Linked DNA regions of Homo sapiens: region 1 is linked to region 2. Evidence: read pairs that join two places in POLR2A ChIA-PET (ENCODE). Cell type or tissue: OCI-LY7. All regions are shown on one strand. Each heading gives the region's core, and the rest is flanking DNA. Links, peaks and the distances in the headings are about the cores only. Region 1 has its middle 6.7 kb from the start of KDM4C. Region 2 has its middle 5.5 kb from the start of GLDC.

Region 1 (5,377 bases), core at 71-5,070, 100 kb before region 2:
GGAGAATGGCATGAACCCGGGAGGCGGAGCTTGCAGTGAGTCGAGGTCGTGCCACTGCACTCCAGCCTGGGTGACAGAGCAAGACTCCATCTCAAAAAAAAAAAAAAAAAAAAAAAAGAATTCAATGATAGTAATACTTAGTGTTTTTATTTACCTTTACCTTTATCAAATATGTATGTTACTTATACAGGAATAATGAGAGATGATTAGTCCATGAGGGCTCTGCCCTTATTAATGAATTAATGCCGTAACTGCAGGAATGGGTTCATCCTCTTCTCTCTTGTTCTTTGTCCTTCTGCCATGGGATAATGCAGCACAAAGTCCCTCACCTAATACAGCCCCTCAGTCCTGGACTTTCTAGCTTCTAGAACTGCGAGCCGATAAACTTCTGTTCATTATAAATTACCCAGTCTGCCAGGTGAGATGACTCATGCCTGTAATCCCAGCACTCTGGGAGGCTGAGGCAGGAGGATCACTTGAACCCAGGAGTTCAACACCAGCCTAGGCAACATAGCGAGACCCCATCTCAATTAAAAATAATAATAAAAATAAATTACCCAGTCTGTGGTATCCTATTATAGCACCACAAAATAGACCAAGACATGATAGATAAAAGATAGAAGTCAGTGTTTATAGATTTAATAATCATGGAACAAGTCCATTATTTCAGGTAAATGCCTGGTGTGCTTACTCTTAGGCCTGAGTTGGAAGACTTTCAGAAATAAGGGTGGAAGAAAAGTTTTAGATCCATGAAATCCTTATCATTGGAAAGACAGTCCAAACTGACTAAGAAGAGGTAGAAGTTCTGCTCTAGGTGAGCTTATCATGGCCATTCCTGATAAGGATTAGGATTTGTGCCAGAGTCAACCAAACCATCCATTGGGGTAGAAGGAGAGGAACTTCTTGAGATACTGATTAGTATTGTAGTTACATCAGAGCTTAGATCAAAAGCAGCTGCTATTTCTGACTCCTCAGTGGTCCCCTGGAACTAGGGTGAGGCATGGGTTTCAGTCCAAGCACACTTCTTCCATTAATGATCATAGAGTGCCTGGAATATCACAGGACATCTTTCATCACTGAGGGATAAAATGCTCCTCCACCTCAGGCATGAACTTAAAAGATATCTTCATTGAGGAACACAGATATTTTATTGCTATTTTTATAAAGTCTCTGATTATAATAGGAAATAGAGCACTTGGCATATATAAATAAAATTCATATATTAGTTGGAAAGAGACCACAATATAACTTTTTGGAAGTTGCTTTAACAATCCCTGGTTTTAGGCTGAGCGCGGTGGCTTACGTCTGTAATTCCAGGGAAGGCGAGGTGGACGGATCTCCTGAGGTCAGGAGTTTGAGATCAGCCTAACCAACATGGTGAAACTCCGTCTCTACTAAAAATACAAAATTAGCCAGGCATGGTGGTGCATGCCTGTAAACCCAGCTACTCAGGAGGCTGAGGCAGGAGAATCGCTTGAACCCAGGAGGCGGAGATTGCAGTAAGCCGAGATCATGCCATTGCATTCCAGCTTGGGCAACAAGAGCGAAACTCCACCGGAAAAAAAAAAAAAATCCCTGGTTTTGAGAACGTTACCAATTTTTTGTTTTACCTGTTCCTCCTTAATTTTTTTTTTTTTTTTTTTTTTTTTTTTTGAGACGGAGTTTCGCTCTGTCGCCCAGGCTGGAGTGCAGTGGCGCGATCTCGACTCACTGCAAGCTCCGCCTCCCGGGTTCACGCCATTCTCCTGCCTCAGCCTCCCGTGTAGCTGGGACTACAGGCGCGCGCCACCATGCCCGGCTAATTTTTTGTATTTTTAGTAGAGACGGGGTTTCACCGTGTTAGCCAGGATGGTCTCGATCTCCTGACCTCGTGATCCGCCCGTCTCGGCCTCCCAAAGTGCTGGGATTACAGGCGTGAGCCACCGCGCCCGGCCATCCTCCTTAATTTTTAACTCAGGAATGTGACTTGCTTAATCTCTCCAGCAGTAGCTCCTTTGGTATCACAAACAAGAACCTAATTGTCATGGGCTTTCTTCTGCAGAACAAAATGTTGCCTTGTAAGATATTTTCACATTCTGTAGTTTACCTCAAATTTATCAAATTCACTGATTTTAATATTTCCCTTTCTCCCTACCTAATTGCTCTGATTTTTCTTTTCTACTCAAATTCTTCCAGAAGGTATTCTGTCTGATCAATGAGCTCAATTTTCAGCCTGCAGCTTTATAATACATTTTCTAGGGGCCTTGAGCTGACTATTGTGAACAACTATCCTGTTCCATCTTCCTTAAGTGTTCTGATTATGCATAATTGAGATCTCATCATTCAGCTAAAGTTGTAAGTGGCTTCTCTCTTCTTGAACTAATGTTAATATAGTTTGGGTCCTTGTCATATCCATTCCCTGTTGTGATAAATTGTAAAATGTAGCCACAAGATCTTCCCATGATCCTTTGCAATGTGACTTTGCCCTTCCTTCCATCAAGAGATCAGCTATATCCCCACCTGCTGAATCTAGGCTGATTATTATTATTATTATTAATTTTAAGACAGGATCTGGGTGTGTTACCCAGGCTGGAGCGCAGTGGTGCAATCTTGGCTCACTGCAACCTCCACCTCCCAGGCTCAAGCCATCCTCCCACCTCAGCCTCCCTAGTAGATGGTACTACAGGTGTGCACCACCATGCCTGGCTAATTTTTGTATTTTTTGTAGAGACGGGGTTTTGCCATGTTGCACAAGGTGGTCTCTAACTCATGAGCTCAAGCAATCCGCCAGCCTCAGCCTCCCAAAGTGCTGGGATTACAGGCGTGAGACACCATGCCCGGCCTAGGCTGATCTTTTGACTTGCTTTGATCAACAGAATGTGACAGAAGTGATGTGATATGACTTCCAAAGCTAGACATTAGATACATTGCAGCTTCTGCTTTCACTCTCTTATGATACGGTCCTGAGACTGTCATGTAAGGAAGTTCTTCTAGCTTACCAGAGAATGAGAGGTTTCATGAAAAAATAACCAAGGTACCCACCCAGTGGACTGCCAGCACCAGCTGCCAGATGGGTAAGTGAGGCCATCTTGACCTTCCAGCCCAACCACCTCCTACTGAATGCAGCCACAAGAGCAAGCCCAGGCAAAACCAGCAGTTAACTGTCAGCTAACCCAGAGAATAGTAAAAAATGATAAACCACTGCTGCTCTAAACCACTACGTTTTGAGGTTATTTATTATGCAGTAATAGCAGCTAGAACTGCCTTCTCTGTCTTTCACTTTCTGACCTTGTTGAGCCCCTGGCTCTTCATTGACTAATCCAGATAATACAATTTCTTTTCTATTACTTTTCTCCTCAGTGTCAAACTTAAGAGAATTATTCATAACTTTAGCATCATCGTTTTTATAATCAAGAGATTCTTTCCTCTCCTTTTGGAAACCTATGATGTGCTTTCAGTTGTTCCTGAACTTGGTGTTTTGGCTATTTCAACTTCCTATAAGACAGAAGCTATGCTTCACTTTCGCTTCAAGTGCTTTTGCCTCGTGAAGAGCTTTTTTTTTTTTTTTGAGACAGAGTCTCAATCTGTCACCCAGGCTGAAGTGCAATGACACGATCTCGGCTCACAGCAACTTCCACCTCCCAGGTTCAAGCGATTCTCCTGCCGTAGCCCCCTGAGTAGCTGGGGCTACAGGTGCGTGCCACCATGCCCAGATAATTTTTGTATTTTTAGTAAAGATGGGGTTCCACCATATTGGTCAGGCTGGTCTCGAACTCCTGACTTCGTGATCCGCCCACCTCAGCCTCCCAAAGTGCTGGGATTACAGATATGAGCCACCGTGCCTGGCCATGAAGAGCTGTCTTACCTCTAAGAAATTTTCTAAATTCTTGTTCATTATTTTAATATGAACTTAAACTTGTCTACAAATTGCCTTACATTTTCTTCTTGGCCTACACCACAGCAAGTACATTTTCCTCTGGCTTTAGGTTACTCTTTTTTTTTTTTTTTTTTTTTTTTTTTGAGAAGGAGTTTCACTGTTGTTGCCCAGGCTGGAGTACAATGGCACAATCTTGGCTCACTGCAACCTCCGCCCCCCTGGTTCAAGTGATTCTTGTGCCTCGGCCTCCCAAGTAGCTGCGATTACAGGCATGCACCACCACACCCGGCTAATTTTGTATTTTCAGTACAGACAGGGTTTCACCATGTTGGTCAGGCTGGCCTCGAACTCCTGACCTAAGGTGATCCTCCCACCTCAGCCTCCCAAAGTGCTGGGATTACAGGCATGAGCCACTGCGCCCAGCCAGGTTACCTTTTTTTAATTTTATTTTTTTATTTTTTTGAGACAGGCTCTCACTCTGTTGTCCAGGCTGAAATGCAGTGGTGCAATCATAGCTCATTGCAGCCTTGAATTACTGGGCTCAAGCAATCCTCCCGTCACAGCCTCCCAAGTAGCTGGGACCACAGGCATGCACCACCATGTCTGGTTAATTTTTTTTAATTTATTTTTTGTAGAGATGGGGTCTCACCATATTGCCCACACTTAGATGACTTTATTAGTGTTACCTGATTTTATCCAGCCCCATCATGAGAAAGATACATGTAGTCCTATTTTGTTGGCTGTTCTCTTCAAATTAGTTATTAGCTCATGAAACTTCTATTGATATCCTGACACCTTTTTAAGGATTCCTGGCCAGGCTTGGTAGCTCACGCCTGCAATCCCAGCACTTTGGGAGGCTGAGGTGAGTGAATCACCTGAGGTCGGGGGTTCGAAACCAGCCTGGCAAATATGGCGAAACCCCATTTCTACTAAAAATACAAAATTAGCCGGGCGTGGTGGTGCATGCCTGTAATCCCAGCTACTTGGGATGCTGAGGCAGGAGAATTACTTGAACCTAGGAGGCAGAGGTTGCAGGAAGGCGAGATCGCGCCATTGCACTCCAGCCTGGGCAACAAGAGCAAAACTCCATTTCAAAAATAAAAATAATAATAATAAGCTTGCAAGTGTGCTCTTTGTGAAATTCCACCATGGCATACAGTGGCCAGGGCCAGAAAGTGCAGAAGGTTATGGTGCAGCCCATCAACCTCATCTTCAGATACTTACAAAATAGATCGCAGATTCAGGTGTGGCTCTATGAGCAAGTGAATATGCAGATAGAAGGCTGTATCATTGGTTTTGATGAGTATATGAACCTTGTATTAGATGATGCAGAAGAGATTCATTCGAAAACAAAGTCAAGAAAACAACTGGGTCGGATCATGCTAAAAGGAGATAATATTACTCTGCTACAAAGTGTCTCCAACTAGAAATGATCAATGAAGTGAGAAATTGTTGAGAAGGATACAGTTTGTTTTTAGACGTCCTTTGTCCAATATGAACATTTATTCATATTGTTTTGAT
Region 2 (5,377 bases), core at 263-5,262:
ACACCAAAGATCCCCGTGGATCACCTGACGGGTTACCCCTCTGATCCACTGCCCATTATGACAACGTTGCTCATCTCCATTGACCAGTGCTGCCACTTGGCTTCTACCACTCCAGGATTCCATCATTAACATTAGAATCAAGGAGCCCATCTCAACAGTTCCATTGTGTACCACCATCTTATATCTGTAGAGGACCGCAGCCACAGGACTTTTCAAAAACACTGGTGCTGCTCTTACCAATGGACTTCCCAATACTCTGGTGAAGGGATTGTCCTCTGGTTTCTTCTGAGGGATACACTGAAAGTGCGGAAGAGTGTGTTACTCATGACAAATCTACTTCAACATTCCTTTCTCACCAAGACTTAGATCCTTCTCTATTATTCCAAGGACGTTCTAGGATTTCTTTTTTTTTGAGACAGGTTTTTTTTTTTTGGAGACATGTCACCCAGGCTGGAGTGCAGTGGCACAATCATGACGCATTGCAGCCTCAACCTCCCAGACTCAAGCAATCCTCCTGCCTCAGCCCCCAGAATAGCTGGGACCACAGAGGCATGCAACCACACCCAGCTAATTATTATATTTTTTGTAGAGACAGGAGTCTCACCATGTTGCTCAGGCTGGTCTAGAACTCCTGGGTTCAAGTGATCTACCCTCCCCAGCCTCCCAAAGTGCTGGGATTACAGGTGCAAGCCACTGTGCCCGGACAGAAGTCCTAGTATCTTAACCTAATTTAATGAAGGCACTGTTAAGTATGATTTCATCAATCAACTCAGCAAACTAAAAAGCCACTCCTGGCTGATTGAGCTAACACACTGAATCCAGAATCTCTCGTACTACAAATAAATCAATAATTTCAATTTTATATTCCTTTTTGTCTGGTTTAGAATCCACTCCCATAGAAACCCTCTGGTGATAATATATATTAGCAACATTTTGCAATTCTTTCCTTGTGTAAGCTTCTCCTCTGATGTCAAATGTTCTACTCATCTTCTTGGGGTATGGTTAAGATCTGATTCTGGTTGTGGATCTGAAAGCAAAGAAGCATTGACATTCCATTGCAAGGTTAGTGCCTTTAGCGAAGTCATTACAGGATCTTCATGCAAGGTATTGCCAGTTTATGAAAGAGGGCAGGAGGAATGGGTTTACCTATCAAAGGAGACTCAGTGGGATTTGGGGTTTCAAGATAATAAAATTCATTCCAAGCTACAAACATGTTCCCATTCCAAGTTCGAAGATTTCTTTCTTTCTTTCTTTGTCTTTTTTTTGTTTTGTTTTTTCCTTTTTGCGGAGAATGGGGTCTCGCTATACTGCCCAGGCAGGTCTGGAACTCCTGGGCTCAAGCTATCCTCCCTCCTCTGCCTCTCTGAGAGCTGGGATTACAGGCGTGAGCCACTGTGCCCAGCCCTTTCTTTTCTTTTTTTGAAACGGAGTCTTGCTCTGTTGCCCAGGCTGGAGTGCAGTGTCTCAATCTTGGCTGACTGCAACCTCCACCTCCTGGGTTCAAGTAATTCTCCTGCCTCAGCCTCCTGAGTAGCTGGGATTACAGGCGCCTGCCACCATGCCCGGCTAATGTTTGTATTTTCAGTAGAGATGGGGTTTCACCATGCTGCCCAGGCTGGTCTTGAACTCCTGACCTCAAGAGGTCCACCCACCTCGGCCTCCCTAAGTGTTGGGATTACATGCGTGAGCCACTGCACCTGGCGATTTCTTTCTCATTTAAGAGATGGAGTCTTCTGTTGCCCAAGATGGAATGCAGTGGTGTGATTATAACTAGGACCACAGGTATGTGTCACAATACCGGCTTTTTTTTTTTTGAGATGGATTCCCACTCTGTCACCCAGACTGGAGTGCAGTGGCGCAATCTGGGCTCACTGCAACCTCCACCTCCCAAGTTCAAGCGATTCTCCTGCCTCAGCCTCCTGAGTAGCTGGGATTACAGGCGCTCGCCACCATGCCTGGCTAATTTTTGTATTTTTAGTAGAGATGAGGTTTCACCATGTTGGCCAGGCTGGTCTCAAACTCCTGACCTCAGGTGATCCACCCACCTTGGCCTCCCAAAGTGCTGTGATTACAGGCATGAGCCACCGTGCCCAGCCCTGGCTAATTTTTAAATTTTTTGTAGAGACAGCCAGGCTATGCTGCCCAGGCTGGTCTCAAACTCCTGGTCTCAAGCAATGCTCCTTCCTCAGCCTCCTGAGGTGCTGAGATTATAGGCCTGAGCCACCATGCCAAGCCTTTTTTTTTTTTTTTTTTTAATTTTTAAATTTTTAAATAGCTGGGACTCCTGGAGCAGTACCCCCAAGACCTCATGGATACGAAGGGTTTCCAATTAATTCCAAAATTTCACTTATGGTCCAATTTCATCATAGTGCCTAAGAAGTTCATCTGAATTTATGCCATATTATCCATAGCCAGAATTCAGAGCAATTCTGGAATCAGACAATTTGACACCTGTAAACTGTTCAAGTCTAGGGTCTACATCAACACCCCCCAACTTTTTTGAGATGGGGTCTCGCTGGGCTCCCCAGGCTGGTCTAGAACTCCTGGGTCCCGGCTAGGACTACAGGCATGTGCCATCATGCTCAGCCCCATGAACAACTTCTATATGTATAGCTCTGCGTAAAAAGACCATTGTCAACTGCACATATATAAGTTTATTTATTTATTTATTTATTTTTGAGACAGAGTCTCACTCTGTCACTCAGGCTGGAGTGCAGTGGTGAACTCGGCTCACTGCAACCTCCACCTCCCAGGTTCCAGCGATTCTCTGCCTCAGCCTCCCAAGTAGCTGAGACTACAGATGTGTGCCACCGCGCCTGGATAATTTTTTTATTTTTTGGTAGAGATGGGGTTTCACCACGTTGGCCAGGTTGGTCTCGAACTCTTGACCTCAGGTGATCCACCCACCTTGGCCTCCCAAAGTGCTAGGATTACAGGTGTGAGCCACCGTGCCTGGCCCCTTTATTCATTTCAAGGGCTATGGTTCCCGAAATGTCACCAAGTTTGTTACATTACTGTCCACTTTCTTCATCCTCTTCTCTTTTTCTTTTCTTCTCTTTGCTTTTTTCTTCTTATTTTTAAGTCTTCTTTCTTTTAGACTTTACATAAGAATATTCTGATGAATGCCAGTTGTGGTGGCTCATGCCTGTAATCCCAGCACTTTGGGAGGCCGAGGCAGGCCGACCACAAGGTTAGGAGTTCGAGACCAGCCTGGCCAACATGGTGAAACTCCATCTCTACTAAAAATACAAACAGTAGCTGGGCATGGTGGCGGGTGCCTATAATCCCAGCTACTCGGGAGGCTGAGGCAAGAGAATTGTTTGAACCCGGGAGGCGGATGTTACAGTGAGCTGAGACTGCGCCATTGCACTCCAGCCTGGGCAGCAGAGTGAGACTCTGTCTCAAAAAAAAAAGAAAAGTATTCTGATGAGACTTCTGAATAAGAGGTGGAAGCTGGCTCAGGACAAAATATTTGTGCTAGAGCAGAACGGGCAGGGGAGGAACAAAAGTGGAGGCAGGCCAGGTGCGGTGGCTCACGCCTGTAATCCCAGCACTTTGGGAGGCTGAGACGGGCGGATCACCTGAAGTCAGGAGTTTGAGACCAGCCTGACCAACATGGAGAAACCCCGTCTCTACTAAAAATATGAAAAAATTAGCTGGGCGTGGTGACGCATGCCTGTAATCCCAGCTACTCGGGAGGCTGAGGCAGAAGAATCGCTTGAACCTGGGAGGCGGAGATCGGGACATTGCACTCCAGCCTGGGCAACAAGAGCAAAACTCAAAAAAAAAAGAAAAGGGGGAGGCAAAGGAAAAAACTCCCTGAAAGCTCATACAATGGCAGGGAGTGAATGTGTCTCTCAGGAATCTCTTGCCTTTTTCACCCAAACATTAAGCCCTCCTCAATCTGCTTTTGGCTTCCATTATAGCCTTTGTTTGGGTTTATTCAGGAAAACTAACTGTTTTGAAAAAGCACTATAACTGTGCTTCCTCTGGTCTCACACCACACTACAACAATCAACACAGAAGATTTCCATGATCTGGCTGGGCGTGGTGGCTCATGCCTGTAATCCCAACACTTTTGGAGGCCAGGGTGGGCGGATCACTTGAGGTCAGGAGTTTGAGACCAGCCTGGCCAACATGGGGAAACTCCATCTCTACTAAAAAAAAAAAACACAAAAATTAGTGCGTGTGGTGGCATATGCCTGTAGTCCCTGCTACTCTGGAGGCTGAGGCAGGAGAATTGCTTGAAACTGTGAGGTCGAGGTCACAGTGAGCTGAGATCGCACCACTACACTCCAGCCTGGGCAACAGACCAAGGCTCTGTCTCAATGGAAAAACAGAAAGAAGAAGATGACTTCCATGATCCCGAAATATATGGGGATTTCTCCCCACCAACAAGCAAGCAGTCGGTTCTGAGGCAGACACCAGCTGGGTGCACTCCACTTCAATTCTGACACTCTATCTAGGGATACCGCCAGATCCCAAGGGTTGAGGGCTCAGTCCCCAAGACATCAGTTGCAATTCTAGGCCTCCAGAACTTCTGACGGATCAGCTTGAAGCTGGGGTTTCCATGATCCCTTCTTTGGGTTTGATTAATTTGATAGAATAGCTCACAGAACTCAGGGAAACACTTATGTCTACTGATTTTTTATAAAGGATATTACAAGTAACACAGATGAAGAGATGCGCAGGGCGAGGTAGGTATGGGAGAAGGGGTGAGGACCTTCCATGGCCTCTCCCCATGTGCCACTTTGTGTGTATTCAGCTATCCAGAAGCTCTCTGAAACCTCTCCTCTTGGGTTTTTGTGTGTGTGTTATTTTTGTTTTTTTTTTGAGACCGAGTCTTCCTCTGTTGCCCAGGCTGGAGTGCAGTGGCATGATCTTGGCTCACTGCAACCTCCACCTCCCGGATTCAAGTGATTCTCCTGACTCAGCCTCTTGAGTAGCTGGGACTACAGGTGCCCGCCACCACGCCCGGCTAATTTTTTGTATTTTTAGTAGAGATGGGGTTTCACGGTGTTAGCCAGGATGGTCTCGATCTCCTGACCTTGTGATCCGCCCACCTTGGCCTCCCAAAGTGTTGGGATTACAGGCGTGAGCCACCGCGCCCGGCCAATTTTTGTATTTTTAGTAGAGATGGGATTTCACCCTGTTGGCCAGGCTGGTCTCAATCTCCTGACGTCAAGTGATCCGCCAGCCTTGGCCTCCCAAAGTGCTGGGATTACAGGCATGAGCCACCACGTCCGGCTCTTGGGTTTTTATAGAGGCTTTATTAGGAAGGCATGATTGATTAAGCATTGATCATTGACCCTCTGCCCTACTGAGAAGTTGAGGGTGGGGCTGAAAGTCTCAACTCCCATTATGTCTTTGTCTTTCC

The links. ChIA-PET counts read pairs that join two places held together with the same protein. Peaks named below come from ENCODE experiments on the same cell type or tissue, not always from the same donor. Only the 100,000 strongest peaks of a DNase experiment are listed, where the experiment ranks them.
Region 1: POLR2A ChIA-PET joins it to region 2 with 5 read pairs; 13 of 35 experiments call an interaction of 5 or more read pairs at or near these places.

The regions. Positions count from the first base shown.
Region 1 is chr9:6,748,609-6,753,985 of GRCh38, reverse strand. It overlaps a transcript of KDM4C not described here and the pseudogene SNRPEP2. Among named protein-coding and RNA genes, the nearest start is that of KDM4C, 6.7 kb to the left of the region's middle. RefSeq lists enhancers at 3,321-3,380, 3,391-3,480. In OCI-LY7, for the core only: no CTCF peak of the experiment used is centred there; a DNase peak (open chromatin) is centred at 2,925; H3K27ac peaks cover 644 bases.
Region 2 is chr9:6,648,523-6,653,899 of GRCh38, reverse strand. No RefSeq gene overlaps it. Among named protein-coding and RNA genes, the nearest start is that of GLDC, 5.5 kb to the right of the region's middle. RefSeq lists an enhancer at 5,066-5,377. In OCI-LY7, for the core only: no CTCF peak of the experiment used is centred there; no DNase peak of the experiment used is centred there.